Regions from separate parts of the Mus musculus genome. Here region 1 is linked to region 2. Evidence: chromatin loops called from intact Hi-C (ENCODE). Cell type or tissue: left cerebral cortex. All regions are shown on one strand. Links, peaks and the distances in the headings refer to the core of each region. The heading gives the core; the rest is flanking DNA. Region 1 overlaps Ppm1e (protein phosphatase 1E (PP2C domain containing)). Region 2 holds the start of Ppm1e (protein phosphatase 1E (PP2C domain containing)).

Region 1 (15,927 bases), core at 2,672-10,671, 79 kb after region 2:
TTATATCAGGAGAATAGAAGTGACATTTCACACATCTCCTTCTTTGTTTCTAAATTTATAAAATTTGGTTAGAGTGGTAGTCTTACTTAGTCTTTCAAGGGACCCACTCTTGACTTCATGTGCTATTTTAGTCTCCGCTCTTTCTTTTCTGTCCTGATCTTTATTATATTTTTCTGCCTCATGCTTTGGGGTTTGTTTTGTTTTGATTTTCTTTTCTATTTTGACACAGTCATATGTGCCCAGGATGGCTTGAAATCACACTATTTCTAAGGCCAACCCTTAACTCCTGTTCTCCTGGCTTCATCTCATAACTACTAGGACACCAGGCACAAGCCAGCAAGCCCAGCTGGTTTTGTCTTTCCGAGACCCTGGGGCACACACTTAGTTACTTACTTGGTATTTCTCTGGATTTTTAATGTAAGCAATCATAACTACAAACTTCCTTCTTTGAATTGTCTTGGTGGCTCTCCAAAGTTCTGTTGAGTTGAGTTTCCGCTTTATTTGACTTCAAGGACTGCTGGTTTCTTCCGTGACTTCAGCTGGCACACAGTGCATTCACTTCTTGCTCTCCGAGTATTTATGTAGTGTTTGGGTTTCTCTTGCTAATGATTTCCAGTTTTATTCCACTATCATCTGATAAGACACATGAAATTATTTGAATTCTTTTGTATTTGTTAAGATTTGCTTTAAGACCTAGAATGTGATCCATTTTGGAGAGGGTTCCATGGGCTTTTAAGGAAAATGTATATTCCTTGTCTGCAGGATAGACTGTCCTGTAGAAAACACAGGGTCCATTTGATCTAGAGTGGAGCACACAATTTCAGGTGTGTGTGTGTGTGTGTGTGTGTGTGTGCGCGCGCGCGTGCATGCTTATATTAGGTAACTTAACTAGAAGTGAGTGTGGAGTCTTGAAGTCTCTTACTGTAGTTTCCGGACCTATCGGAGCTTTCATGCTCACTGGTGTGTGTTTTGCTAAACTTGGAACTTCAACACTTGTTGCCTATATATTTACAATTTTTCTATGATCTTAATTACATTTTTTTGGTGTTTTTGAGACAGGGTTTCTCTGTATAGCCCTGGTTGCCCTGGAACTCACTCTGTAGACCAGGCTGGCCTCGAACTCAGAAATATGCCTGTCTCTGCCTCCCAAGTGCTGGGATTAAAGGCGTGCACTAACACTGCCCAGCAATTAAATTGTATATTTATTGGTATGTAGCATAGTGTCCTTTGCCTCTTTTGACCCTGGACTGAAGTCTGAAGTGTCAGGGATCAGCCTGTTTGACTGACTTGGTCACTTTTACTTCCATCAGCTGACTTTGTCTGTGGCCATCTTTACCAATGAACTTATTTCTTGGGAACACTAGTAGATCTTGTTTTTCTATCTATTTTGTCTTTTTTTTTTAACTTTTGTTATTTTTGGTGTAGAGGCTGGTTTGGGTATTTGCTTCTTTTCCCTCTTTATTGATATTATAGAGGTTTGCAAAATCCTAACCAGAAAAAAAAAACATCATAAAAAATGACAGTGAGGCTATGGGTATATCTCAGTGATAGACCATGCCATGAGCATGCTGAGGTCCCAGGCTCAGTGCCAAGTACCAACAACTTCACAAAGACGTAGGCTGCCCATCACAAGCCTTCAGATGCCTTGCCTGCAAGTGGCAGGAAGTTCTTGATGCTCATTGCTTTTTACGAGTATTGTTGCCATTTTATTTCATTTTTACATAACTCAGGCAGGAACTTGCTGGGTAGCCCCTGTTACTTTTGAACTTGCAGCTCTTCCGTATCAGCCTCCCAGGAAGCTGGGACTACGTGAGCACCCTTTGTCTGGCTTTATGTACATGCTACCACATGGCCACACTGTCACTTACACCCTTTGTCTGGCTTTATGTACATGCTACCACATGGTCACACTGTCACTTACACGAAAAGATTTCAAATAATCTAAAACTCTTCATTTTTTTAAAACAACTTAAAATGCACCAAGTTTCTTGAAAACTGAGCACATTGCATAGTAACACAGTCCAGGATGGTAGGGATGTGGCTCAGTGTGCAGAGAGCTGGTGAGGTGTGTACAGGCCTGTGTTTGACTTCAAGCCTGCCTCCTCCACACCCCAACAAAACTTAGAAGATGTTCCAAATGGTGAGGATGAGATAAAGAAGGAGAGAAACAAAAGAGGAAGGAATACACAAATCCACGGAGTTATAGTTAACTTTGGGTGAAATTTTTGCACTAAGCTATGAGTGAGCCAACTTGCTTTTCTTCTTACTGCCAAGAAAGGGCTCCAGTCAACTTGGCATTTGCTGCAGCTCTCTCTCTGTGGGAGAAATAGAATGAAGATACATGTTCAAGCATGTGTTTTATTTTCCTTTTGTGAGATTTTCAGCTAATCCAGCTATGCCGCAGCATCTGTGTGGACTAAGGATGCAGAAAATTCAGCATTTTGTTAAGTAAAACATACCAGGTATTATTTATTTTTGTCATGTATGTAGGATTTAAAACATTTCCTGATAGAATAATCATTTTTGCAGATACACTTTTCCAAGGAAAACTTAATGGGATTGTCATTTTTCTGTCTCTCTTTTGGTTTACATATTTGGATCCAAATATTCATACTACTTCAGGTATCCAGATACTAAATTTTTCTGACAATATTGCACTTAAAATCACAACATTCTTGTTGAAAGCAATGGTCAGCTCTGCTGGTCCAAACATCCTTCGGGAGCATGTGTGTGAGGAAAGGGTTTATTTTCTCACAGTTCTGTATAACAGTTCATCAAAATCTGCGTGGACAGGAACTCATACAGGGCAGGATCCTGGAGGCAGGAGGAGCTGATGCAGGGCTATGGCTTGCTCAGCCTGCTTTCTCTTCTCTCCTCCTTTTCTTCCTCTTCCTCCTCCTCCTCCTTCTTTTCTTCTTCTCCATCTTCTCCTTTTTTACATAAATATATTTGTTTTCTTTCTTTTTTCTTTTTCTTTTCTAATATCTCAACTGTTGTTTCCTCTAGTCTCCCCCTCCCTTTCCCCGGCCCTCCCCCTCCACGCCTCCTCTGTTTCTCTTCAGAAAAGGGCAGGCCTCCCATGGATATCAATCATCTTTCAACCATGCCATATCAAGTTGCAGTAAGACTAGGCTCCCCCCCCCCACACACACACACATACACACACTTCTCCAGCCACCCTGCATTGAGGCTGGAGTGGCAAACCAGTAGGAGGATAGGGTCCCGAAAGCAGGCAAAAGAGTTGGAGTCAGCCCCTGCTTCCACTGTCAAACATCATTATTTTGTTTCCAAAGAAAAACTCTCAGACTTTCCAGACACAGCATTTTTATCATGCAGATGTAGGGTTCTAAAGGACAAAAAAAAAAAAAAATGCAGTGACAAGCATGGGGAACAGTTGTTAAAGTGGTTATATGTATACATATAGGTCTGCATGGTTGTGTTTAGTTGGAACATGCCACAGGTTCACTTGCACTTCTTATAGTTAACCCTGACTGGACTGCTTCACATCAGCCATGGGGCACAGGAAGAAGAACCTGTGAAGGATAGGCCGGGCATCGTGGTACACACCTCTGATTCTACCACTGGAGAGACAGCGTAGGTAGAACGTTGTGAGTTCAAGGCCAGCCTGGTCTACATAGCAAAACCTGTCTTAAAACAAACAAACAAACAAACAAACAAGCATTAAAATCCCAACAACGTCACTATCTCACATCATCTCTGAAGTCGGGAATCTGAGTGCTTTAGTCATACGGTTCTGGCTTAGAGTTCCTCTCAAGGCTGTGTCCAGGCTGTGTGCCAGAACCCACTCTGGTTATTTCAGAGCTTTTCTGGGGAAGGAGATTCTGCGTCCAAGACCCCTCACGGTTGTAGGTAGCTGGCAGCTTTAGCTCTCATGCAGACCCTCCTTCAGACTGCCTGCAGCCTGGCAGCTTGCCTCCCTCAGAACTAGTGATCAGGAGAGAAGAGACAGCCGCGAGGACAAAAGTCAGAGTCCTGTATCACCTTATCTGCATGTGACAGGTGGTTATTGTCTCCATATATGTGTTGCACATATGGAGTCAGGCACCATACAGGGAAGGGCTAAGACAGGGAACCCATAGAAGCAGGCTTGGAAGCTGACAACCACAAAGAGCAAACATGACAATTGGTCATGCACCTGCACCTGATGTGGTGGGGAAATATCAGTCCAGAAGCCATTAGTAAGGACAAGAGCACTGGCTGTTCTTCCAGAGGACCCTTTGAGCCACCTATGTGGTGGCTCACAATTGTCTAAAAATAAAATAATAAAACAAAAAGTTAATTAAATTAAAAATAATTGTTGGGTCAGTGATGAGACTGGAGTGTCAGGTAAAGATCACACTTAGATTAGTGCTGTGTAAGCGGTGGATTTCTCACACTTGCAGTTGTAAAGCGACCCCATCCCTGAGTATCTTCAGGTTATTGTGCCTAGGACGATCTTGGAGAAGTGTATGTATTTGTCTTATGTACATGCATATGCACAGACACACATGTGCCATGAGCAAACGCATGCACACGCACATGTGTGCTATAGCAATCTAACCCATGTCCTCGTGCTCGCATGTGCTGTACCACTGAGCTACACTTCCAGCTCTAGCTGTTATTTTTATAAATATTAAGTATCAAAGAGTGTTCCTTTGCCTGTTTCAGAAGGCTGTGGTGCCTGAGGGAACAAGGGTGATATTTGAAGTGTTGTCTTTCTTACTACCAGAGGGGTTCTGACAGGCCAGTGAACTGATAGGATAGGCACAGAGTTCTATAGATCCTCATGCACAGTACAGGTGAACCACCTTGCTGGTTCAACGACAGTGAATTAAAACAAACAAACAAAAAAAGGTTTATTCTCTTTGTAATATATGTGCTATTGACCTTTTTTTTTCTTTTTCTTTTCTTTTTTTTTTTTTTTTTTTTTTTTTTTTAGAATCAATGTATCTTTCTTCAGAAAACAGATTTTAGGAAGTGATGTTATAGTAAATTTGCATGTGGATTTGGCAGGAAACTGAGAAATGGTGGTGTTATAGGGAATTTGAATTGTAGAACTACTAAGGCATGAAACCTACACTGAGAACTTAGTAGGTAGGTTCTTGACCTACAATCTAAACTTCTCCTAAAAAATGACCTCCTAAGATGACCTTTCATTGAAGAAAGTGACTCCTCAGGATGGAAGGAATGGCCAGTGCAGAATGCCTAGCTTTGAGTCATGTGACCTTTGGCAGGTGGCTTGGCACCCCTGTGCTTTGGGGTTGTCAGGAGTCTGTCCCTACAACAGTTTTGAAGGTTAAATGAGTTATCAGAAAAAGCCAACACTGTTGCTTTTTCTCTGCACGTTGGAGGAAAAGAGCAGGACACACTGGGAATCAAAGCCAAGCATTCTTTGAAAAGATGAGGGCCATCACCTTTCCCAGGAATCTCTCCTGCCATCTCTTTATTTCTGCAGCATGTGGCAGTGTTGTGTATCGATGACCTACTTAACTAGCACGGACTCCCTGTAAGACCCTAAGGCCGTCAGAGACGAGGACTAGGTTTGCACATTCCCTGATTCCTGCATTCATCAGTTACTGAATCAATCAGAGAGTTGTTCACTACTGACTTGATTTACTGGGTAATAGGGAGAAGCAGTGAATGGAAATGGAAAGGGCTCTTCTTCTATTGAGTTTCTATCCTAACAGAGACATCCAGAGAGGAATGCTAAACAAATAAGAAGACCGAACATTCAAAGCCAAACGTGAGGCAGTGTGAACAGGCCCAGGGCAGGGCTGATGGTTGCGGGATGCAAAGTGGCCCTTAGCACCAGCTTGTGACCTCCTCACAGCAGAGTGTAGGGGTGGGAAGTGAACTGGTAGGAAACATCCCATACCACAGCAATCCCCTGAGGGAAACAGGGTTATTGTCTGTCATTCACTAAAGGCTACGACTGATGAACATAACTCTGTGCTAAATTCTATGAATTATGCCATGCTGAAATGCAGGCAGCTGTTTTCTTTTACAAACTGGCAAGGATTTCAGAGGTTGGGTAACTTGTTCAAGGCCCCACAGATAGCACCAGAATGCAGGTTGTTGTTGTTCTTCTTCTTCCTCTTCCTCTTCCTCTTCCTCTTCCTCTTCCTCTTCCTCCTCCTCCTCCTCTTCCTCCTCTTCCTCCTCCTCCTCTTCCTCTTCCTCCTCCTCTTCCTCCTCCTCTTCCTCCTCCCCTTCCTCCTCCTCTTCTTCGATTTATTTATTTAATGTATTCACCATTGCTCTCTTCAGACACACCAGAAGAGGGCATCAGACCCCATTGCAGATGGTTGTGAGCCACCATGCGGTTGCTGGGAATTGAACTCAGGACTTCTGGAAGGGCAGTCAGTGCTCTTAACCGCTGAGCCATCTCTCCAGCCCTGCAGATTTCATTCAAGATTCAAAGCCAATCTTTGACCATAATGTAGGAGCTGATAAAACTCTTCTAAAAAAGCAGCTAACTCGGGAGAGGAACAGTGGTGTGCAGTGAGGCTCTGGGAGTCTGAGGTGAAGTCTACTGAAGGAGAAACCTATAAATCAGATCTGAGTGTGAAAATGCCAGCCGTAGGATACAAATGACTGTCTCTGGTAGTGATTACTCTCTTCCCCGCCCTCCTGGAGTTTATCATACCCCACTTACTCTTGAGTCACTGAGCAAGGTACTTAACCTCTGCCAAGTGTCTTAGCCTGACAAATAGAGACTCCAGTAAATGGCAAGCCTGAGACATTTCATGTGACACTGGCAAATTAGAGTGATCTTTTAATATTTCTAATGAACCACAGACTACTTGAGGGTGGTCAGCCGGTATCTATGTTCCTTTGCACCTGACTCGAAAGGGGTCATCAAATGGTGTGTTATCCAGCTGGCAACGCTCAGGGCTCACCAGGCTTCCAGCCTGACAGCCTGTAGCTGGAGAATGGAGGCTGTAATGCCTGGTGGTGACTTGACCACCTTGATGTCACCTGAGTTTTAGCTGTAATGAGACACTCTTTGCTTCTGAGAACCATTTTCGTTCCTTTTTAGCAGCCTTGCTTGTTGTATAAATAGTTAGGTAGAGAATGGGCCTAGGGTGCAGGGAGCAGTTGGCTTGCTGACGTCAGCACCCTGGGCTTGCTTGCCGTGCTTGGCTATAGGCAAAGTGGAGGATGCTGCCAGATACCACATACTACCCACTAGCACTAGATGGATGCTAATTGCTGTCGGTTCAGAGACCAGCTCTTAGGCTCCATAGTCTAAGTTAAAATCTGAAATGAAAGACTAGAAAATGGATTTGAAGCCATTATAATTTGAATAACACATGCTCCTACTAAATCTAACAAACCCAAAGAAAACAAGGAATAATAATAGTAAAAAATTCTATATGCAGTCATTTTACAGTGTCGCCACCCCATAGTTGTTACTTGACGGTGTCTCCCACAGTGTAAACATTAAAAACAGGCTTTGATTTCCTACTTTGCCCTGACGTGTAAATTCTAGGATACTTGTGCTTTTGTTTGCTTATTCGAGACTAGAGGGTTTTTTGTTTTTTTTTTTTGTTTTTTTTTTTAATCAGTTTCTGGCTTACAGCAAAATTGAGAGAAAAGTACAGGGAAGAGCATGTATGTGCATGCAGGAAGTGCCTTAGGCACTGAGCCATCTTCCCAGTCCCCAAATATTATTTCTACTAAATGCATATTGCTTGTACACCATTGTGTAGATGAAATTTATTGTCAAATCATGTGAGCTGAACCGCCTCGACCGCTCCAAAGCAGCCCTTCTCATTTGCATTCCTGTGGGTTCAAATGAGATTCTATGCTGTTCAACACCCTGACGGCCTTAGTTGATCAGTGTCTGGCACCTGCTAGGTGCTGTCTTGCTGCTGGTTTGACTTGCACTCATGGGCTCATGTAATGATGTTGGGTGCGTTTCCGTATGCCTAAGATATGTTTCTCAGGTCTGATGAAGTATCTGGGTTTTGGTCCCATTTTTGTTGGTTTGCTTAGTATTTTAAACAATAGCCTGGGGCATGCTACACAGACACACTGCTACTGAACACACTAGGGCTCCAGCTGCCACTAAACATACTAGGGTTCCAATGGGTCCTTGGTCCCGGCCTATTTTTCTTGTTCTTTTCTCTTCATTTCCCTTCCTTTTCTACTCTTCCTTTTGAGGTGAGGTCTTTCAATACTCCTCAGGCTGGCTCCAAGTTCCTCCAGCCTTCAAATTGATCCTCTTGGCTTAGCCGCCCCAGTGGTTATGAATACAGGCACAAGCTTCCACGCTTAGCCCATTTTAAAGACCAGTCTGGCCATTTTCCTAGTGTTGAGGTTTAAATTTGCTTGGATTTTGATTAGGAATGCATTGAACTTCTAAATCAAATTGGAAAGAATAGCCCACAACCAAAATCCCAGCCCTTGAGAGGCTGAGGCAGGAGGACTGTCATAAATTCAAGGTCAGCCTAGGCTACATAGTGAGTTTTACACCAGGCTAGAATACAGCTCTATTGGGCAAGAGTCTCAAACAGAAAAGAAAGTTGGGAAGAGCAATATCAAACATTCAAATCCATGAGCATGGATGTCTATTAAATTCCCTTATTGATACATTGTAACAATCTGTCATTAATTGTTACATTTGATCATAAACAAAGTGAAAACAGACAGTTGTCTCAGTATTTGTCATTTATCAGTTTTCTGTCCCCCACCCTTGTCCTTTTTTTCCTGTTTTTGTCTTTAATTCATTTTCTGCCTTTTGTGACTGTACCAAACATCTGACAATTCCATTTTCTTCCTCCTTTTTGGCATATTAATTAACCTTCTTTTAAAATTCCATTTTGCTGGTAAATCATGTAAATAGACATGCTGTCATGCAAGTGCTGTAGTCCCGCTTACTGGCTACAAACAGTGAGTTTGGTATAATTCTGAAGGACCTGAGGAAGGGTAATGAGTCTTGGCTTCCACTGTGATGCCCTTCCTGCCCTCCAACAAGGAAGCCAGGCAGTGGCTTCTCTCTGGCCATCGAAGTCCTGTGTGGTATTTCCTCCAAGAAAGGGGTGAAAAATCTGTTGTTTCTGTTGTCAAGTTCAGAAATCATCTGAACTTATTTGCGGACTCCCGTCCAGGGAATTAGCCTTTTTAATAAACTGAAAACAAGATGGAGAGAGACTTGAGGACAACTTTACTAGGGTTTGAGAAAAAGAACAGGGTGAGCAAGCTGTCAGCAGCTGCGGGGCGGGGCCATGTCAGCAGCTGCGGGGCGGGGCATGATGGAGAAGGGGAGGGGAGGAGCCGGCTCTTTTTTGAGTTAGGGTACAAGAAAGCAGTAGTTGAGGTTGGCATGCAGCCACAGGAGGGAAAGGGAACAGGTGTGCTTCAATAGCTGAGTGGGAGAGCCCAGAGTGACTGGGAATCATGCTGAGCCCTGTGCCCAGGAGAGGAAGGGAAAGGAGAAGCTACATTTGTCTGAGTAACCTTAGAGGGGTGGGGCAGGCTCCACAGCCACAGCTGTGTAAGTGGAGCCACTGAGGAAGGGGCTTTTGGGAAGGATAAACCCATTTTCTCATTAAGGGGATAAGATAATTATTCCTGTCTTGTCCTTAGCATGCTTTTCTGGTGAATCAGATTTCCTATGGTGAGGGGCAGACTCCCTGCCAGGCCCAGCTGTGTTAACTCTAGAGGGAAGACACAATAGTTTGTAATGTTCTGATCTTCAGAGCAGGCTAGAGGTAGTTCATTCTTTTAACAGGAGGTCTAAGAGGTTGATGTGTGTTTTTCTGGTGTTTCCAGGGAAACAGGAGATCCAAATCCAACAGGGAGGGAGGGACCCATCCTTAATGGCCTCCAAGGTAGTTATCTAAATTAGCTACATCTTTTGGATAATCTGGTTCAGCTTCTACATTAGCATTTCACTGTGAGGTGTGTGTGTGTGTGTGTGTGTGTGTGTGTGTGTGTGTGTACTAGATGTCAGATTCAGGCTTTCAAGCATTCCAAGTAGGCATTGCCACTTAGCTATAAACATGTTCTGAATCTGTATTCATCTATGATGGAGATGCTTCTTGCCCCACACCTCATGAGCCAGTTTCATAGCAGTAGATTCTCAACTTGTCTTTTAGCCTTTGTAGAGTTCAAGTAGGTTTTAGCTATGGAGTAGGTTTTGGCTTACGGGAATGCTGTGGCCGGCTGATTTTCTATTCAGATACTAACACTTTCTATACATCAGTGGTAAGGATTTGCTTTCCTGGTGTTGGTGTGCTCAGTGAAGCAGCACTGCACCCTCCTTCCTCCTCTGTATCTACTGCTTGGCTAACCGTTGGGCACAGATAAGCCCGGGCCTATCTCAGTGTGTGACGTGCCTTCCTTCCTACATTCACTCACTTCATTTTTGATTTAAAGAGAAAGGTGCATGGTTTGTCATCTCACTTGGTTACCTAGCAGCCACTGCTAAGTTACTAGATAACCTAATCCTGATACCACAGTGAGGGCGGAGGAGAGGGAAGGAGCAGGGACAGCCACTGGAGCAGTCAGAACACACAGCATCTTCCCGTTAAGTCCATGTGTATAGGCCCAGCTCATGGCCAAAGCCATTACCACAGTAGCAGCAGCAGAGATGACTGACTGCAGATCAGCATAAATGATGAAGGTGATAATGAAGTTTGAAATGTCTCAAGAATTAACAAAAGGTGACACAAAGACAAGAAGTATGTGCTGTTGGCCACATAGCATGGGTAACTTGCTTACATAGGGTTACCACCAACCTTCTGGGTTTTTTCTTTTTTGTTGTTTTTGTTTTTGTTTTTCTGAGACAGGGTTTCTCTGTATAGCCCTGGCTGTCTTGGAACTCACTCTGTAGACCAGGCTGGCCTCGAACTCAGAAATCTGCCTGCCTCTGCCTCCCAAGTGCTGGGATTAAAGGCGTGCGCCACCACCGCCCGGCCAACCTTCTGTTCTTAAACAGCACAGTAACTTCCAGTACAACAAAGCAACACACAGGAACTGAGTAAGCCTTACACCTACTAAGAGTGGAAAATAGCAGGACACCCGTGACCTCCCCTCACACCTGAGTCACTGCCACCATCTGATTCACCTGATGACGTGCACACCTATCCTTCTCACCTGATGAACATGCACATCTTATCCATCAAACAGGATAAACATGTACACCTTATCATTTACCTGATAAGCATGTATACACTTGAACATGTGGATGCAGATGTAAATATATAAATAAGCACAGAAATGTTATCAATATCATTTGTTAGACTCTCCCAAGTGCTGGGATTAAAGGAGTGTGCCACCACCGCCTGGCTGGGCCAAGCATATTCAAACCACCACAGCAAGGATGGTTCAAAGTTGAGAAATAAGCTACTAATACAGTACACAGAGAGACTTCAGAGACAGAAATCACAGGTCAGCTCCATGGATGTTTTCAGAAAAGCCTCATGTCAGGTCCAACATCCCTTCATGATCTGAAGACACTAAGAACAGAAGCAACAGCGCGATACATGATAAGCCATGAACAACCAGCTGTGGCCAACACACGGCTACACAGGGAAGCAGAGAGCCTTTCCTCTGGAACCAGGAGCAGACAAGTGCTCATTCTCTCAGGCCTCTGCACTGCAGCATCTGAAGGCTTAGCTGAAGCCACAAAGAGAGAAAGAAGGAAAGGGGATACAAATAAGAAAGGACAAAGAATAATCGTGCAGACTGTCTGAGCCCATACTTAACCCTAAAGTCTCTCCACCTTATGTAAATTGAGGAAAACCTTTTCAAGCCATGGGTGTAGGCAAGGACCCTCTGGGAGGATTCAGTAGCTCTGGACTACCCTGTGTGGAGGAAGGGAGGCAGAGGGAAGGGGAGGGAAAGCTGGGTGAATATAAGCAAGATGCAGTTATATACATGTATGAAGACATTTTGTATACTTGCCAAAAAAAATTAAATTAAAGAAAAACTTTAGGATGGAAAATGGCTCAAAGTTCAACAAGAAGGAGTCTGTTTCTTTTCGGGGAACTATTTATGAGGGAGAGAGGATCAGCAGCTAGACAGGTAACAGAATCACAGACAGGCACCAGGGGCCGTTTCTTTTGTTTGTTTGTTTGGTTGGTTTTTTTTTGGGGGGGTGCCTTTTTTGAGACAGGGTTTCTCTTTTAGCCCTGGCTGTCCTGGAACTCACTCTGTAGACCAGGTGGGCCTCAAACTCAGAAATCCGCCTGCCTCTGCCTCCTGAGTGCTGGGATTAAAAGTGTGTGCCACCACTGCCTGGCTCATGGGTTAATTATTATTAAATGAAATTCAGACTTACCTTGTGGTCCATTGACATTCCCGTTAATACGTTAACATTGCTAGTGGCAAACACTTCAGTAGCCCAGGACTGCTTGAGGTGAGGAGGGGTCTAAAATAAGGGGGTACGTGGGGGTCCAACCTGGGGTACCCCATTGTACTTAGTCCTGACATGCTCAGTCCTCCCTTGCTTCTGTGAGCTTTACTGTCATACGGAGCCCTGACTGGACGTTCCATGGAAGTTCTTCCTGTTTGGATTCATCCGGTAATGTTTGCCAAAAGACTAGGTTGCGTTATGGGCTTAGGAGAAGAAAAATGTGGATGTAAAGTGCCCGTCTCCAGGAGAAAGAAAGGGTTAGTTCTGTCTCATAGTTTAGACCATCTTATTTCTGAGGAAGGAGCTTTGAGAAGCCTGGAAAACACCTCCTTAGCCAAAAGACCATGGTTAACAACAGCAATGCTAAGTCACGTTGAGATGGGGCAGTGAGTCGCACAAACCGGACACAGAGATCACCGATGGCCAAGACAAGTGTGGGCAGGCCGGTGTGGCAGCTCTCCTCCTTCATCACCAAGGTTCATGGCAGCAACGGAAGGGGAGATTAATAAGGGAAAGCATTTCATGTGACTCAGGAGGCGCCTGAAATACAGACCTGGGAGAAACTGTTTTGTGCTTTGGTTAGATGAATACCGAATGGCCAGCCATGTAGACATGAGGTCACACAAAGGTCTTACTTAGTGGCCAGAGACCTAAGGGCCCTGTGAGGTCTGTCACTTCTGGCTTTGTGGCCTCCTAGGAGTGTGGTAGGACTCTCTGGGATGGTCTTCAAGGAAAAAGGAAAGATGCACTCTTTTAGGTTTTATGGTTTGCTCTGAGGAAAGAAATTATACTTTCTGTGACACATATCGGAGAAGACGTGTCTGCTTTCATGACTCAGTTGCAGAGGTGGTGGGGAGGAGCAGAAAGGATCGGGGTGGAGGGGGCAGGAGAAAGCCACAGACTAAGCTTTCAGGATCTTTAGTCCTCCCTGCATTCAGAGCATTCACCCCAGGGCACTGCACTTTGAGGCGTTGTATTCTGAACCAAAGAACCAAAGCAAACCTTTACCTACCCTGTGATTTCCCACAGAGTGCACAGAGTGATCGCTAAAGAATGCATGGGATATTGTGCACACCTTCTTTTGGGGGGGGGGGTTCGTTTTTGTTTTTGATTTGCTTTTGGTTTTTTCGAGACAGGGTTTCTCTGTGTAGCCCTGGCTGTCCTGGAACTCACTCTGTAGACCAGCCTGGCCTCGAACTCAGAAATCCACCTGCTTCTGCCTCTCAAGTGCTGAGATTAAAGGTGTGTGCCACCACCGCCCGGTCGATTGTGCACACCTTTAACCCCAGCACTTGAGTGGCAGGTCCATCTCTGAGTTCAAGGCCTGCCTGATCTACAGAGAAGGTTCCAGGACAGCTAGGGCTACCTGGAGAAACCCTGTTTTGAAAAAACTAAAACAGAATATGCATACCTGTGCAAAAGTAATTCTATATTTTTACATTTTTCTTTATTTCCCATAATTATTCATTACTTAACACCAAAGATTATGGTTATTTTGTGGTATCACATGGGAGAGGGAGGAACGCAGACATAAAGCAGGGGCAGGACATCTGCTCTGACTGTGTCTGTTCCTGTGTATCCACAAGTGTATCAGTGCTCTCATTGCCTTTACTGAGTCATGTATGTTCAACAGTTCACTTGTAAATACCTAGAATTCATAGTTATCACCCATGGAGCTCATGGCTATGTCATGCACTATTAGTGTGACTAAATAATTTTGTCACACTTTTAAAGAATTTTGAATTTAAAATTTTTATTTGTACGTGTATGCTCAAAATTTTTTAAAAATTATTTATTTATTATATGTAAGTACTCTGTAGCTGTTTCCAGACACATAAGAAGAGGGTATCCAATCTCATTACATGTGGTTGCTGGGAATTGAACTCAGGACCTTCAGAAGAGCAGTCAGTACTCTTAACTGCTGAGCCATCTTTCCAGCCCAAGATTTTTAAATCTTTACCTCTTAAAGTACATTGTAGCTCATCCAAGTTACAATGTAAACTGTGGGGCTGGACAAGTGGCTCAGTGCTTAAAATCATGTACTGCTCTTCCAGCGGACATAAATTTGTTTCTAACACTTAGGGTGGCTCACAGCACCCTCTTCTGGCCACCATGGGCACCTGCACTCATGTGCATACATCCACATGCACACACACACACACACACACACACACACAAGTACATAATTAAAAATAATAAAATCTCTACAAAAAATTGATAGTATGTAAAAAGAACCATTAAATATCATAAATTAAACACTAAGAAAGTCAGAAAGATTGGCCAAACTTGGGAAGGAGACTGTGCAGCATCCAGACTAGTCTTCTGGGAAACAGGGCTTGTTTCTACTTGACACAAATTCAAGCAATCTTAAGTGACCTCTAGTTGACAAAGGAATTTTCTCTCAGGAATTCTCCTGGTTAAATAGTTCAGTTTTTGAAGGAACTATTTTTAAAATAAGCCTTAAATATACAAGGGGAAAAAAAAAACCCAACCTCCAATACAGTTGGCAGCTTGAGAAAAGCTTAATTACCCTCCTTCTCTGTAACCATCCAGAGAAAGCAACCCTGTAACCAGCAGAGTACTCATTACCTGCTGGGAGCCAGCCAAGTGGAGTCCCCACTGCTAAGTTCAGAAAATAAACAAGAAGAAAAGAAAGAGAGAAAGACAAAGGCATGTGGATGGAGGGAATAATGAGGTCCAGAAGCAGGGGGCAAAGGTGGGCCCCCGCCTGACTCCTGACGCTGAGGAGGAGGAGGAGGAGGAGGAGGAGGAGGAGGAGGAGAGGCTAGTCTAAAGGAGTCCATGGAAAATGCCTAGGACAGAGCCTTTGCTCACTGTGGTTGAAACAAAAGTTAAACTAAGGGTCGGGTAATTCATGGCAATTTTCTGTAAATGCCTCTCCACAAGGGACCAGAGAATAAAAATTACATTTTTACTTTGAAAAGACTGACAGGGTCAATAAATGAAAAATTGAAGAAAAAAAAAGGGGGATTAGAAGACTTTTTTTTTTTTTTTAATTGAGAAGCAGAACAGAACAAAGGGTTGTTGGTGTCACAAGAGCGAGCTGACAGTACTCTCCAGAGCAGCCTCACAGTGTCACTTTCTGGCTGTTGCTTCTGTCTGGCTCCACTGGCCTTGGCCCAGGGTTCCATGGCGTAGAGTAGTGGCCCCCATGCTGTGTAAGGGTGCCTGCAGAGAACTGCTCTCTGTCCCACACGGTTTCTAGAAAGCCGTGTCCTTAATAAAAATGCTGAGTTACAGCCTTACCCACAACACACATCTGGGCATGGCCTCAGGAAAAACCCTGAGTAAATAGAGTGGAAGAATGTTCTAGAATTCTTTGTGAAAACAAGTACAAAAATACACTCTAAGCAACAGCAACAGTTGTGATCTTAATGAAGAGAAAGAGAAAGGCCAGTCCAGTAGAAGACGCTTTCCACATTCCCACTGGAGACAGTCTCCTGAAAGTCATGGAGACTGATAGCTCACCCACTGGTGACATGTGACTCCACATGCCCGAGTGGGAAGTGGTGTCTTCACACAGAATTTCAGTTTCAAACCCT
Region 2 (15,927 bases), core at 3,804-11,803:
CCTGGCTGTCCTGGAACTCACTATGTAGACCAAGCTGGTCTTGAACTCATTATCTCTGCCTCCTGAGTGTTAGGATCAAAGGTGTGCATCATCATGCCTGGCCTTTTAGAAAAAAATGTAAAAGTTTATATGTGTGCATGCCACATGTGTATAGGTGCCCTCAGAGATCAGCAGAGGACATTGGATCCACTGGGGTTGGAGTTACCCGAAATTGTGCCCAGCCTGAAGTTGGTGCTGAAAACTAAACTCAGGTCCCCTGGAAGAGCAAATGCTCTAATCCACTAGGCTAAGTCTCCAGCCCCCAAATTCAGTTTTTAAAATAGTAAAAACACCACATTTGTTACTAGGCCTAAGCCTTAATTATTTGCATATGCATTGACTTGTAGGCCAGTGGACAGGAACTAAATATATATCTTATTGTTATGCTGTTTTCTTTTTCTTTCTTTTTAAGATTTATTTATTTGTTTGTTTGTTTATTGTATGTATGTGAGTACATTGTCACTATCTTCAGACACACCAGAAGAGGGCATCAGATCCCATTATAGATGATTGTGAGCCACCATGTAAGTTGTTGGGAATTGAACTCAGGACCTCTGGAAGAGCAGTCCATAACTAAGAGAATATCAACTGGAGATAACTTAAGAAGTTACAGATTTTTAAAAATTACATACCTTAATTATTCATATATCAAACATTAAATTTCAAATTGATGGAGTATTTCTAGAGCATATTTAAGTTGGGATAGAGTTAGCATGTTTGCTTTCTTCCTTTCTCTCTGTTTCTAACATCCTGTGCTACTATGATACGGTGTTTATAACTGATAAACTGCCACTGTTTATCATTATCCGCTGGTGTCCATATTTACATCAGCGTCCACTCATACCTATTATATAGAATACCGATATGCTTCTTCTATTGCAGATTGTTTTTAAAACCTCTCCTTGCCTTGCGTATTGCACTTGATAATTTTAAGAAATAATCCACTGCTAACTTTGTTTTAGGTAAACTCTGTTCCAGTAGAATCTTCAAGACCTAAAATTGCTTTAATTTCAGCTTAATCCACTTTAAATTCTGTCCCTTATAATCCTTGCATAGTTTAAGATATTGTTATTATATCATTTTAGTTAAAACACACGCAGAAAATTATTTATACAGTCATAAAACGTCTATAAGATGACTTCTCTAATTTCTCCAAAATTAGGAACCTGGAAGCTGCCACCATCCATAGGCTGAAGGAAAAATGGAAGATGATGTTTCCAGAGCTCAGGGACTCAGGTCACTATCCACAGTCCAGTAGGCGTTTAAGGGGAGCAAAATACAAAGGCGAGAAAACAGACTCGGGACTGGATAAAGCAATGCTGCGGCTTTTTTGCCCTCCTCACTTATAACTTCTTGTCAGTGCCTCCCACTGGGCAATGACAACTGAAAGGCAGCTGTCAGTGGAGCCTGGTGAACTCAGCCTAAATGGGTCAGCTCCGTGGAATACAGAGTAGGACAAGGGAGGAAAGGCTGGAGATGACTGCAAGGAGGACAAGGGTCAACACCGAAGTCAATGCTTTTTAAAAAAACAACAACTTTATTTAGGTATAATTTATGTACAGCACATTTATTTATTTGTTTGTTTGTTTGTTTATGAGACAGGGTATTTATGCACAACTTATTTGTTTATTTATTTATTTATTTATTTATTTATTTATTTATTTATGAGACAGGGTTTCTCTGTGTAGCTCTGGCTGTCCTGGAACTCACTCTGTAGACCAGGCTGGCCTCGAACTCAGAAATCCGCCTGCCTCTGCCTCCCGAGTGCTGGGATTAAAGGCATGCACCACCACTGCCCAGCAACACACTTATTTTAAATGCACATTTTAGACCTTTTTACACACTAGGCAAGTGCTCTACCAATGAGGTACATCCTTATTATCTCTAATGAATACTTTGATAATTTAATAACTCATAACTCATGTAACCACCCAGTTAAATAGAGAACATTTTTTGTTTGTTTGTCTGTCTGTTTGTTTGTTTGTTTGTTTTTTGTTTGAGACTATGTAGTGTTCTGTGGCTGTCTGTAGACCAGGTTGGCTTCGAACTTACAGAGACCAGCTGCCTCTGCCTCCTGAGGGCTGAGATTAAAGGTGTGCACCACTACACTCAGTGACAGAGAACGTGTTAATGAACTCACAATATTCATTCTTGCTACTCTTCCATAAATTCCTACTCAGCATCAGTTTCAAAGAAAAGCCTGTTTGCTCACATCTGGTGAGTTTACCCTCTTTTGCTGTTGTTTATTTGTTTGCTTTTCTTGAGATGTTCTGGCTGTACATCCCAGACTGACCTTAAACTTGGCAATCCTCCTGTCTCAGGCTCCTGAGTGCTGGCATTATAGGCATGTGTCACCTACCATACCTCATCTGGCTTAGTCTTGCCTGTTCTTTTAGAATGTCATCATCCCAATGGATATATCCTATATGGATAAAATTATATAATATAAATCCTTCTGTGCAACTGAAAATGTTTTTATTTTATGTGTATCATGTTTTGCCAGCATGTTATGTACACCATATGCCTATCTCATACTTGCAGAGGCCAGAAGAGGGCATCCAGCTCCCAGGAACTGGGGTTATAGAGGATGTGAGTTGCTGTGTGGGGACTGGGAATCAAACCCATGTCCTCTGCAAAATAAGTGCTCTCAAGAACTGAGCCATTTCTCCAGACTCTATTGTGTAATTTTTGTGTCTCAGTATGTTTTCATTTTTATTGTGTTTATCTGTATATATGTATATGTACCAAATACCTGCCTGGTGTCCAAAGAGGCCAGAAGAGGGCATTTGCTCTCCTAGAGCTGAGCCTCCATGTGGGTGCTCTAAACTAAAATAAGGTTCTCTATGAGAGAAGCAATGAGAAACTCTTAAATGCTGAGCCATCTCTCCAGCCCTCTCAACATGTTTGTGAAGTTTATCCAGTGTGTCTGGGTTTTTTTGTTTGTTTGTTTTGTTTTGTTTGATTGTTTTGACATAAGAGAATCTCTTATGTAACCCAGGCTGGCATTTAATTTACTATGTACCAAGGCTTGGCTTCAACTCTTTCTTTTTCCTTCTCTCTCTCTCTTTCTTTCTTTCTCTCTCTCTCTCTCTCTCTCTCTCTCTCTCCTCCCTCCCTCCCTCTCTCTCTCTCTCTCTCTCTCTCTCTTTCTTTCTTTCTCCTTTCCCCTCCACTCCACTCCACTCCATTCCTCTCCCTCCCCTCTTCTCTCCCTCCCCTCCCCTCCCCCTCTCTCTTTTCTTTCTTTCTTTCTTTCTTTCTTTCTTTCTTTCTTTCTTTCTTTCTCCTTTTTTTCCTGTTGTATTCTGAGTCCTGGGATTCCAGGCATGTACCAATACATGTAGCCTAGTTCTTTGTTTGTTTTTGTTTTTGTGGGGGTTGTTTATTTTGTATGTTTTGTTTTGTTGTTTTTTGTTTTGTTTTATTCCTTCCTCTTTCTTTCTTTCTTTCTTTCTTTCTTTCTTTCTTTCTTTCTTTCTTTCTCTAAAGACAGTGTTTCTCTTTGTATTCTTGGTTGTCTGGAACTTGCTATTTGGGGCAGGCTGACCTCAAATTTATAGATCCACTTACTTTTGTCTTCCAAGTGCTGGGATCTGAGGTGTGCACCAACAACTGCTGGGCCTTAGTTCATCTATTTTTTTATTATATTTTCAGTAATGAATGCTATTTCTTTTTTTTAAGATTTATTTATTATATGTAAGTACACTGTAGCTGTCTTCAGACAATACAGAAGAGGGTGCCAGATCTCGTTACAGATGGTTGTGAGCCACCATGTGGTTGCTGGGATTTGAACTCAGGACCTTCAGAAGAACAGTCAGTGCTCTTAACCTCTGAGCCATCTCTCCAGCCCCTAGTTCATTTATTTTTATTGACAAGTAGTATTCTGCTGTGTGAATATACTACAGTTCCTTACCTGTTCATATTGCTTCCAGGTCTGAGGTGCTATAAATAGAACTGTGAACATTTATGTACAAGTTTTTATGCATGTTTTTTGTGTATGACAAGTTATTTCTCTTGGGTAAACATCTGAGAAAATGTCTGGTTATACAAGAAGCTACTAAATTCAACATTTTTCTACCCTTACAAACATGCCCGTGGAGATCCATAAGAGGATACTGTGCATTTCCTTCCACAAGCTAAGATCTTAGAAGAACCCCTTTAGGTGGGCGTGGTGGCGCACGCCTTTATCCCAGCACTTGGGAGGCAGAGGCAGGTGGATTTCTGAGTTTGAGGCCAGCCTGGTCTATAGAGTGAATTCCAGGACAGCCAGGACTACACAGAGAAACCCTGTCTCGGAAAAAGTCAAAAAAACAAAACCAAAAACAAACAACAACACTTTTTGTAAGAAAGATATTTCAAAAGAAATCACTTTACATTCTACATACATTATGCTTTTTCATGGCTTGAGTTTTAATGAAAAAGTTCATTACATATTTCAGCAAATCCTAAAATCACATCAAGTGCTAATAATGAAATTTACTTTAAAATACAATGGCGGTAAAGTCTGGTCTTATTTTCCAGAGAAGATGCACACAAATTCAAAGATGAGAAAAAAGAACGGGCTATGTTGAGAGCAGGGAAGGATGTTCAGGTGGTCCGAGAAAAACCAAGCGAATGTAGAAAATGACTCTGAGAGTCTGAGAATGTGCCAGGGCTCGTCACATTTTCTATTAGATAAAAACGCAATAGAATGGACCTGGAGGTGTGAGGAGACAGGGAAGCAGGGTGATAGGAAGGACGAACTGCGACTCGACATCGGCCAGCCCACCTACACAGCGGCTTTGAGATCCCACCACCTCTGCCAGCAGCCACTGACAAAGCTTTCTTGCTAAGAAGAATGCAATAGGATCTATATTGATCTTTGTAAAAAAGTGTCTTCATTAATATAAGCAAAGACGCCTCTCATTTCCAGCAGCAGAGGTGTGGGTTTTTTCTTTTATTCTTAGAAGTACTGTTTTACCAACATATATCATTTCCCTTTTGATGTGTGGGCTGAGTCATAAATTAATGTCACAAATGTCATCTAAATGAGGGAGGCTGCTACGTTATGATGTAAGAAGCTTGACATGAATTGTTAGCATTGACAGCTATGCACTCCTGAACTAAAATGTCACTGTGTTAAAATTGGGGATAGTAAGAGTTTGTTGGAATGTAAAATTGGCGTTTAAAGTTGCTGCAGCCTAGAAAGTTGTCACTCCATTATTATTATTATTATTATTATTATTATTATTATTATTATTATTAAAGGTCTTACTACATAGCCTTGGATGACCTAGGACTTGACAGTCCAGGCTGACCTAGGACTCAGAGCACCACTGGTCTCTGCCTCCAGAGTACTGGGATTAAGGGTTGTGCCAGCACCCCAGCTCTTCTCTAGTTTTTCTGAAATGGCAGTAAGCAAGTAGGTCGAAAACAAATGACTTTGAGGGCTTTCTTGGCATCCCATGGAGCAGTTTCTTTCTACAGACTAGTTTGGTCTTTCCATTCATCTTAGGAAAAAAAATAGAAAAAATTCTAAGTGCATTATTTACTATACACTTTCTATCATGTATTATTTAATCTTGACCTAGGAGAGAGCATAGAACTCTATTTTACATGATACCATTAGTAAGTTCAACCCACTTAATCTTAAAATAACAGTATCGGGTCAGGGATTTAAAAATACAGCATTATAGGAAAACAGTTGGTGAGAACGCACCCTCTTCTGTCATTAATAACTGACTGGAAATGGTATTTCTGATCCTAAATCCAGCTGAAACCCAGAAACAATAAATGGAGAGATGGAGTGGATAATTTGTGAGTACATGTTTTTTCAAAGCAGAGGGGAAAAATCACTATGTTTGTGCTGAATTACATGCTGCCGTGGACGTGGTAGTATGCAGCAATGATGCTATCATCCATACAGCTGTACAGCACAGCATCTTCAAAGCACCCACCACCAACATCATCACCATGAAGCCTGAAAATAATAGGTTTGTTTATAGTTTGGTAAGAAAATTAGAATAATTTAAAGTCATTTCAGTTCTAGCTTGGGGGAGGGAGTAAGAAGAGACACAGGAGGTGGTGGGGAAGAACAAACAAAATATAGACAAAATACGGATTATATGGTAGGATAATATAATATAATGACATGCATTATACAGAAACTAAGCAGGGGTTTTTGGGTGATGGAAAACTTACAAGTGAAATCTACCACTTCAATCTCGGATTGAATTCTTGTTGCATCGCTTGCTTTTGACCTTGAGCAAAGTCACTGTTTTGAAGGCTTGTTTCCTCATCTGTAAAACAGAATCCTAACGGTAATAACCTTTGCCTTAAAAGGCTGTGAGGATTAGAGACGAACACGTGTAAACTGCAAAGCCCTATATAAATAAGACATTGTGTAGATACGAGGCACAGCTAGATTTTCATAGAGCAGAGTTAAGGGGAAAGATTCTAAAGGCTTTGGAGACTTTGAAAGGGGCTCTAACACCAATGCCACAGCTAGAAAGTCTTGACTTTTAAGCAAGCGAATTACTGTTTAATTTCTCACGTTCATCTTTTTGAGAAAGGAGGATACATAGAATCAAACGAAAGAACCTAGACAAAGGAAACTACCCTTTTTGGGTGCTCGTGCCTGGACCTTTACTTTTTCAACACATATCATTAGTAAAAGGTGTTTACTGCGTGCCATCGGATCAAGAGATATACTACGGCAAGGCAAGCAGATAAGGAAACTGAAGTCAGTACACTCCTGGTGGAACCAACAGAGATGTCTCAGTGCTTATCATGAAACTAGGGTCTTCACCCCACAAAGACCATTCGAAGTTGGAGTGCAGGAGTCCAGCGTCCTTACCACTCCACAGACTCGACGGGAGGGACCTTGGAATTCTTAATTAGAACCGGTTGCCATGGCGACAGTCTCTAGGCAGCGTGGGCTGAGCTCTCGGTAGGGATTGCGGGTGGGCCGCCGCTGGACCCTGTGCGCGCGCCCGCCACCAACTTTCCCTCCAGACCGGAGCGGGGTGGCGCGCTCCGCCCCCGCCCCCGGGCCGCGCACGTCCGAGCTCGGTGGCGCGCACGCCTGCGGGAGCCCTCTCCAGGCAACCCAGTGCTGATCGCCGGTGCCCGTGCGGCCGTTCCCCCTCCGTAGCGGGAGGCGAGGCTCCGAAGCAGCCCCCTCCTCCTCCTGGGCTCACCTCCCACCCCCTTCCCGGTGGACCTCGGGGCATGAGCAACGATGGCGGGCTGCATCCCTGAGGAGAAAACTTACCGGCGCTTCCTGGAGCTGTTCCTGGGCGAGTTCCGCGGACCGTGCGGTGGCGGCGAGCCAGAGCCCGAACCCGAATCCGAGCCCGAGCCCGAGCCCGAAGCCGAGCTAGTCGCGGCTGAGGCGGCCGAGGCTTCGGGGGAGGAACCGGGGGAGGACGCTGCGACGGTAGAGGCGACCGAGGAGGGGGAGCAGGACCAAGACCCCGAGCCCGAAGACGAGGCGGTGGAGGAGGAGACGGCGACGGAGGGCGAGGAGGAGGAAGAGGAGGAAGCGGCTGCCCCGGGGCACTCGGCCGTGCCGCCACCGCCGCAGCCCCAGCTGCCACCGCTGCCCCCGCTCCCACGGCCGCTGTCGGAGCGCATCACCCGAGAGGAGGTGGAGGGCGAGAGCCTGGACCTGTGCCTGCAGCAGCTCTACAAATAGTTAAGTAGCGGGGCTCGGCCGCGGGTGGGCCGCCATCCCCGGGGTGCCGGCCTGGGTTCCCGTCCCCGCTACCCATGTCCCCGCGGGGCACCCGGGCGGGGTCCCCCCCGCCTGCCCCCGGCCCCTCTTCGCTGGCCCTCTCGGCCAGCTTCTCGGCCACTTCGCACACCTTCCTCCAGAACCTTCCTGCCAAGGTCTTCCCTCCCGTCTTGGGCTCCCCATTCTTCCCTGCGCCTTTCTTCCCGGGGTTTCCTCCCACCTTCGTCTGTCTGTCCTTTCCCGGGCTGCGTTCCTTGTTGGGCGGTGGGGACGCGCGACTCCTTTACAGGCAGTAAGAGGTGCCTTTCTACATAACCGCAACAAAGCTAATACCGTCGGTGCCCAGAGGAGCCCAGACCCCTAGATTTTCCGTCAGGCGCTCACTGTTGAAATGAAAAGGCTCTATAGATGGCTTTCTTACGTGAGAGCCTAGTATCATACTTTGCAGACATTTGACAGCATATAATTGAGAGCGGTAGGGAGGAATTGGGAAGGAAGGGTAAGTAAAACCCTACCGAGCAAGCCGTTAGGTGAAAAGACGAGGTCGTAAGTCAGAAAAGTCAGCCTGGTTGGATAAAATTGCAATTAAGTGCAGTATTTTCAGTCCATTAAGTAGATGGGGTGGGAGGTGGGAGAAAAGCAGATGGCTTAGCTACCCAGATGCAAGTCTAAAATAGAAAGGTCAAGGCTTTGCCTTTCATCCGAGTTCTGCTTTTTATGGGCTTGAAATAGAAACGGTTTACAATCGCGTTTCTTTCCAAATGGAATTGTTCTGAAATAATGCCTCTGCAAACACTGGGAAACCCGAGAGTCTTTTGCCATTCAGCTAATAGTTGTAATGAAAGGTGTTACTCTGACCACCCCAAAAGTTTACTATCGCAAGATTCACTGCGGCTAAGTTCAAACCCACTTCCTGGATTTCTCCAAAGCCTGGAGGGGGCTAGAAAAGAAAGCTATTTTGTCTTCATCAGACCTCATAGACAACTGATCAAACCATTCTCCTGTTAAAAGCAGCAGCCTGTCAAAGGGAAAAGCCACTGAGCAGATCTGTAGAATTGGACTGTGCGGATGCCACACTTTATAAACCATCCAGTAATTAATTTTAAAATACTGTTCAATTACCAGGGGAATTGTGTGTTTTGGGGAAATGCAAAAATAAAATGGCGTGTAATACCACCACCTGGGGATAAACAGCATTAATGGTTGAGTATTTCTTTTTTTTTTTTTTTAACTATCACAGAAAAGGACCTACAGAATGCCATTTTAAAAAAATTACATGATTCAGACACTTAAATATAGTGGAAGTATTTACCAAAGTGAAGGGATTTATCTCAGACTAGTACTATCTGGACAGTTTTTACCCTTACACATATGCTCCCAGAACAATTTAAGGATTAGGGACGCTCCCATACTGCCATTAATGTAGTACAGTCTGAACATTTCAAGGCTTTTAAAACTGAGATGCACAGAATGAAATGGTAAGATGTGGGTGTTTTTTTATTTTTAATGTGATAAGGAAACAAGATTAATCAAAATGTACATATCAATTAGAAAAATGATTACGATGAGAAGGTGATTGCCAATGAAGCACAGAAGTTTGTGTTTGAGTTAAAACTAGCAAAATTACAGCTAGAAAATATTATTTCCCCTTAAATTGGACACTTATACTCTGACTTCACATAATATCAGACTTTGTACTGTATTTTATTCTGATGCTAGTCGAGATAAAATGGCTGGCTCGTTTATGTGATGTATCTTTAAGGTTTTTAGTGGGTGTAAAAGTTTCAAAATGAAAAAAATGTTTCAAAATGTGTAATGACATTTTTAGTTTTTATTTTATTCCAAAAAAAAACACCAGATAAAAGCCGGGCGTGGTGGCGCACGCCTTTAATCCCAGCACCCGGGAGGCAGAGGCAGGCGGATTTCTGAGTTCAAGGCCAGCCTGGTCTACAGAGTGAGTTCCAGGACACCCAGGGCTACACAGAGAAACCCTGTCTCGAAAAACCAAAAACCAAAAAAAAAAAAAAAAAAAAAAAAAAAGACTTAGGAGAATCAGGATCAGCCAACTGTAGTGTTCGGCCATTGTTTTGTTCAAGCTCTTCATTTTACATGTGAGGCCTCTATCCAGATTTGGAAAAAAAACCAAAAAGCAAAAAACGAGTCTTGTAGAAATGATTCCAACATTTCCTGGCTTAATCTCCGACTCTCAAAACACCTGTCACAGAGGGAATGATGACCTCAAATGTCTGGGAAAATTATGTGCCTCTTTGTAGGTATGTGTGTGTGAGTGCAGGCACCTGCAGAAGCCAGGGGTGTAGAATCTTCTAGAGCTGCAGTGACAGGCTGATGCTAATTGCTGACACATGGGTCCTGGGAACCCCACTCCAGTCCTCAGAAGAGCAGTAAGTGCTCTTTTTTTTTTGGTTTTTTGAGACTCTTAACCACCAAGTCTTCTCTCCTGTCCCTAGAAGTAAAGCTGACCACAAATAGATAAAGAAGACTTAAAAAGATACATTATATCAACTTCTCTCAGTGTTTTCTCTTCACCTGTTTTGGGAATTGAACTTAGGGCCTCATGCATGTTCACCAAGTTCACTGGGCTATATTCCCAGTCCTTTGCCACCATGCCCAGCTGAAATTTTGCTTAGGAGTGTAGTATAGTAACACATTTTCCTCCATTATTTGGTTCTCTCACATTTGAGACTAAGAACAGAAGACATCTGTTATTCCTAATCTTGGTAAACTCAGAAGTGACTTAAAACAGTTAGCAAGATCGCAGGCCAGTGCTGGCCCACACCGTTTATCCCAGTACTAGGGAGGTAGAAGCAGGCTGATCTGTTTGAGTTCTGAGACCAGTCTGATCTACAGAGAGATTTCCAGAATAGCCAGGCTACATAGCAGCCCTGTCCCAAAACAAAACCCCTCAAACAGCAGCAGCAACAAAACCAAGTTATGTAGCTAAGAAAAGAGTGAAGGTTTAGACAACTTGAAAATGTCTTAGAAGCTGGAGAAGGACGCTTGCTGCTATTGTATACAGATGGAGATTTGGTTCCAGCACTCATGTCTAGTGGCTCATGACTACCTTTAACTCCACTTCAATGGATCCTGTGCCCTTTCCTATCCTCAATGGGCCCAAGCACGGATGTGGTGTACATATATACAGTTCACACACAAAAAAATAAAAGTAAAGAAATCTTTTTGAGAGGAGGTTTGGTTTTGTTGTTTATTTGGATTTTTGTTTTGTTTTGTTTTCTCTCAACAAGGTTTCTCTGTGTAGACCTGGCTGTCCTGGAACTCACTCTGTAGACCAGGCTGGCCTCGAACTCACAGGAATCCACTCACCTCTGCTTCCTGAGTGCTGGAATTAAAGGCACAAGCCACCACCACTAGGCTGAGATTTGGGTGTTTGTGACAAGGTTTCAGTATAGCCTTGCCTGCCCTGTAGCTCACTATGTAGACCAGGCTGGCTTGGAACCTATAGAGATTCTCCTGCCTCTGTCTCCTAAGTGTTGGGCTTAATGGGGTAAGCTACCATCTCTGGCTAAAAAGTATTTTAGAGTAATATTTAGGATAAAAATTTTACCTTACTGCTTCAAAATATAAAACTTGTATATCAGTATCCCATTCCTAGGCAAAAGCAACATGTAATTTTGAAAGAGCAATAATTTTAAAATATCAACAGCTCCCATCCCACCTATGGAAAGGTTCTCCTGCTTTCATCTTCCAAGTACTAGGATCCCATGCCTGGCTCCTTTTCTCCTGGTAGGTATCCATTCTACCATTAAGCCACATCTCCTGACTTCCTAATTCTCACTTAAGACATTATAACTGATGTTATATTCAACTTGAATTCGAGGGTATAAGCAACTTGCATAGATTAATAAGTCAGTCAGTACTGTGCGTCCCCCAGCCCCATGCAACACTAAGAATCAATTTGTTTTAATCTGTGAGGATCAAATACACTGAAGTCTCATTTTAAAGCTGAGTTGTCACATTTTCAAAGCAGTTGTTTTCTCGGTTATTCCTTTCGGCTGGGATGGGCTTCCCAAGGGGAAGGGAGCTATCACAGCAGGCTGGCGAAGTTAAGTAGTTACAGATGGCTCGATGTAGCATTGAAGATGGCACTTTTAGAATGGTTTGGAAGACAAAATCACCAGTTATAGACACTAATAATTCAGTTCTGTTGAATCATGAATGACTTTGGGAAAGGTCAGAAAATCGTTCAGCTTTGTTTCGTTTTTACGTACATGCACATGAAAATCATCACTCATCTCAAAAATGAAACACTTCCTTATAAAGAGTAATAAAGTCACTAAAAAAAGTGGAGACGACTTACACACACAAAAAGGGTGACATAAATACAGCTTAGTGTCAGTCGTAGTTCCCAAGGTTTTCTCTTCTCTTGGCCTTTGAGGCTGGCACTTTGCTGAGAGTTTTCAAATAGCCTTTCCCGTCTTCTTATGCCGATGTTCTGTCCTTGACCATCTCAAGACTGCTCTGTCCTCAATACCATTCACTCACGTGATTGGCTGTTGTGGTTGTGCTAATGGCTCCCAGCTCTGCCTCCATCCTTGCTTTGACTGATAATGGAACAGCTTCCACCTGGTGTCTAAAACCCTGGTAATCTGGGAGTGGCTGTTTGCTGTGTTGTGGGGATTTCAAGCTAGGTTAGCCTTACACCCTCAGCTCCAGCTCCAGCCTGACACCTGATACTTTTTGTCGTGAGCATATTCCTGATATCACATTTGATTTGTCTATTTAACCTTGTAAATGTTTCACTTACACTATTCCCTCTTGTTCATTTTATTTACCTTTTTTTGTGGCCAGAGTTACTACTATCGGACTGAGTCATATAGATTTTTTTTCTTTTTAAGTTTTATTTATTCTCTCTCTCTCTGTGTTTAGTTGACATATGTCTGTGTCAGTGCACCACATGCATAGTTAACAGATGGTTGTGAGCCATCATGTGGGTGCTGGGAACTGAACCTGAGTCCTCTGGAAGAACAGTGAGTGCTCTTAACCACCAAGCCATCTCTCCAGCTTCAGATTATATAGATTTTTTAAGTGTTATACTAAAACATTAAAAAATTTTAGTAGTAATATGTATTACTAATATATATTACTGTACATATACACTAATATTAGTAATAATATTACATATATATGTATAGTGTGTGTGTGCGCGCTTCTGGGAGTCAGTTCTCTTCTTTTACTGTGTGAGTTAATACAAGACTTCTGATCCCAACTTTAAAGACAGAATTTCAACAAAGTTTAGAAGAAAGAGATCATATAAGACCACCCTCATTTCTAAGACCAGCGCTGAATGTTTGGGGTTTCTCAAAACTACCCTCAAATCCAGGAATTCTCTAGAAAGACAAATAGAAGTCATTGACCACTATGAATATAGTTTATTGCAAGGACAAGGTATAGATTAAAACCAGCCCAAGGAAGAGGTGTACTCTACAAAAGCAGCAGAAGTCAAGAGTGTCCTATGCTCAGGAGTACATCATCCAGTGCAAATATGTGGCGCAGTGCTCAGAGTATGACATTCTGAGTCCCACCCAAGTCCCAGTTTTCAGAATTCTCACTGGCATCTACACTTAGGACTATCTCTGATGTAATCAGAGATTCTGGAGACGTTCCTCCTCAGACCCGAGGACAAAGCTGGACCTTTCTTTAGGCAAAGCCGAGCTGTAGGGAGTGAGACTTTGTATCCCTCTCCCCATCCACTTCTAGCAACTACACAGCTATAGCAGACTAAGACAGTGTGCATATCTTATTCTCTCTTTAATATCTGCATTTCCGGGGTGGGTGGCTATGGGGGACTTTTGGTATAGCATTGGAAATGTAAATGAGCTAAATACCTAATAAAAAATGGAAAAGAAAAAAAATAATATCTGCATTTCCCCAATCGTGTCTTTTACTCTGCTGGGAATGCACTCCATCCACCACTCAGCCCAATCTTTTGTGCATTGTTTAGGAAACCATCCCCACACTTATGATGACCTGTGACCCTTCTATGTCCCCTTCCAGACTGCCCAGCGCATACTCTATAAGCTCTTGTTTCACTCGTGTCTAATGTCTATATCTCCTCCATTCAACCGGTGATCTTTACAGTAAGGTGTAGCTAAATTCATAAGAGCAAAAGAAAAATGGTAAAAATCTATTATATACAAAATATAGAATTAAGCCAGGCACGGTAGTGCATAACTGTAATTCTCAGCAATCTGAAGATGGAGGCTGTAGGATGGCCCATTTGAGGCCAGCCTGTGCTACAGCAAGTTTAAGGACACATAGCATGCACTTCCAAAATGCAAGAGTTGAAGATGAGGATGTAGCTGAGTGGTGAATCTCTTGCCTAGCATAAGGAAGACCTCAGATCCAATCCCCAGTAGTGCCAAGAAGACAGTGCTATTAATATTTGCTGTAATTATGGAAATTGGTAATTTGCTCTGAACGCAGCTGATTTCGCAGTAAACCTGTGACTCAGAGATTAATAGTGGTGCCTGCTCTAACTTTTAGGGCATTGTAAACTGTGCAGTTCACCTGTGCCTGATTAAATAAAATTAAGGATTATATTTCCCAGTTTAAAATTTTTTAGTTCTCATGAAATGGACAAATAACTTAAATTTTTCTGCAATAACTGGGGGCTAGAGAGATGGCTCAGAGACTGAGGGCTTGCTATGCAAGGATGAGGACCATAATTAAAGTCCTGGCACTCCCTAACAAGACGGGTGTAACGTCCACACTCCAGCTGTGAGGGATCCAGTTCCTTCTCCTGCTTCTGTGTGCATACCGCCCACCACATCCCCGGAACCCAACACACACACACACACACACACACACACACACACACACTCACACACACACTCACACACTCACACACTCACACACACTCACACACACACACACACACACACACACACTCATGCCCATGCACACCCATTAATATATTTTTTTTAAGTTTAAGATTGAACTTTGTAACAGAAACACAAGTTTTGTTGTTGTTGTTTTGTTGTTGTTGTTGTTGTTTTTAATGTAGCCTTGGCTGTCCTGGAACTCTGTAGACCAGGTTGGCCTCAAACTCAGAGATCTACCTGCCTCTGCCTCCCGAGTGCTGGGATTAAAGGTGTACCCTACCCACTGCCTACTGCATAAAACTTTTGTTGTGCCCTACTTAGTTAAACATAATTTTTCCAAAAAAGATAGTATGTTTCAGAAACGAGTAGAATTCAAGCAAAAGTGTTGTGTGTTTAAGAAACATTGGTATATAAGAAATGTCTGCTGGGCAGTGGTGGCACACGCCTTTAATTCCAGCACTCAGGAGGCACAGGCAGGTGGATCTCTGATTCTAAGGCCAGCCTGGTCTACATAGTGAGTTCATCCAGGGCTACATAAAGAAACCCTGTCTCCTGTCTCAGAAACAAGCAAACAGGGCTGGAGAGATGGCTCAGCAGTTAAGAGCACTGACTTCTCTTCCAGAGGACCTGAGTTCAATTCCCAGCAACCACATGGTGACTCACAACCATCTGTAACAGGATCTGATGCCCTCTTCTGGTGTGTCTGAAGACAATGACAGTGTATTCACATACATAAAATAAACAAATACATCTTTAAAAAACAAACAAACAAACAAAAAGACTGGTCTTGGCCTGGTGGCACAGACCTTTCATTTCCACGCTTGGGAGGCAGAGGCAGGTAGATTTCTGAGTTTGAGGCCAGCCAGGGCTCCATAGTGAAACCATGTTTTAAAGTGGGGAATTAAAAGAGAGAGAGGTTGGTGTAGTGGGGTGAAGATGTGGCTCAGTGGCAGAGAACATGTGTAGCATAGGCATGACAAGCAGTTTGATCCCAGCACTGCAAACAAAACAAGCCCATAACCCCCAGCACTTAGAGGCCTGAGGCAGGAGGATGGTGAGTTTAGCTAACCTGGGTTATAATACCAAGGTCCTGTGCATTGCTTGTTTCTCTCATCACTGACAAAGCATCTCACAAAAGCAGGAGAAGGGAAGGGGGGTTTATTTTGGCTCACAGCTTGAGGATGCAGCTGCAGCCACAGAGCAGGAGAACACCGGCAGGAAGCAGATGGAAGTGAGCGCCAGCACCTCGCTTGCCTTCTCAAGTTTATCCTAGGACTCTGGCTATGAGATAGTGCCGGCCATAGTGCATCTTCC

What was found. Hi-C counts contacts between places; a loop is a spot of excess contacts. Peaks named below come from ENCODE experiments on the same cell type or tissue, not always from the same donor. Only the 100,000 strongest peaks of a DNase experiment are listed, where the experiment ranks them.
Region 1: it touches region 2 in a loop (2.2-fold over the local background); 3 of 42 quality-filtered maps call a loop at or near these places.

Annotation. Positions count from the first base shown.
Region 1 is chr11:87,270,210-87,286,136 of GRCm38, reverse strand. All of the region lies in intron 1 of Ppm1e (protein phosphatase 1E (PP2C domain containing)), which reads left to right. Among named protein-coding and RNA genes, the nearest start is that of Gm22883, 41 kb to the left of the region's middle. In left cerebral cortex, for the core only: a CTCF peak has its summit at 6,280 (motif pointing right); DNase peaks (open chromatin) are centred at 3,797, 7,118 and 9,375; H3K27ac peaks cover 591 bases.
Region 2 is chr11:87,350,235-87,366,161 of GRCm38, reverse strand. It overlaps Ppm1e (protein phosphatase 1E (PP2C domain containing)), which reads left to right and starts at 7,168. Exons shown (of 7, transcript NM_177167.4): 1 at 7,168-7,713. The coding sequence starts at 7,259. It overlaps Gm33937 (a long non-coding RNA gene), which reads right to left and starts at 8,633. Exons shown (of 5, transcript XR_003949755.1): 1 at 8,269-8,633; 2 at 7,292-8,136; 3 at 6,220-6,317; 4 at 5,894-5,998; 5 at 4,418-5,528. In left cerebral cortex, for the core only: no CTCF peak of the experiment used is centred there; DNase peaks (open chromatin) are centred at 7,011, 7,618, 8,025, 8,739 and 1 more place; H3K4me3 peaks cover 2,829 bases; H3K27ac peaks cover 2,490 bases.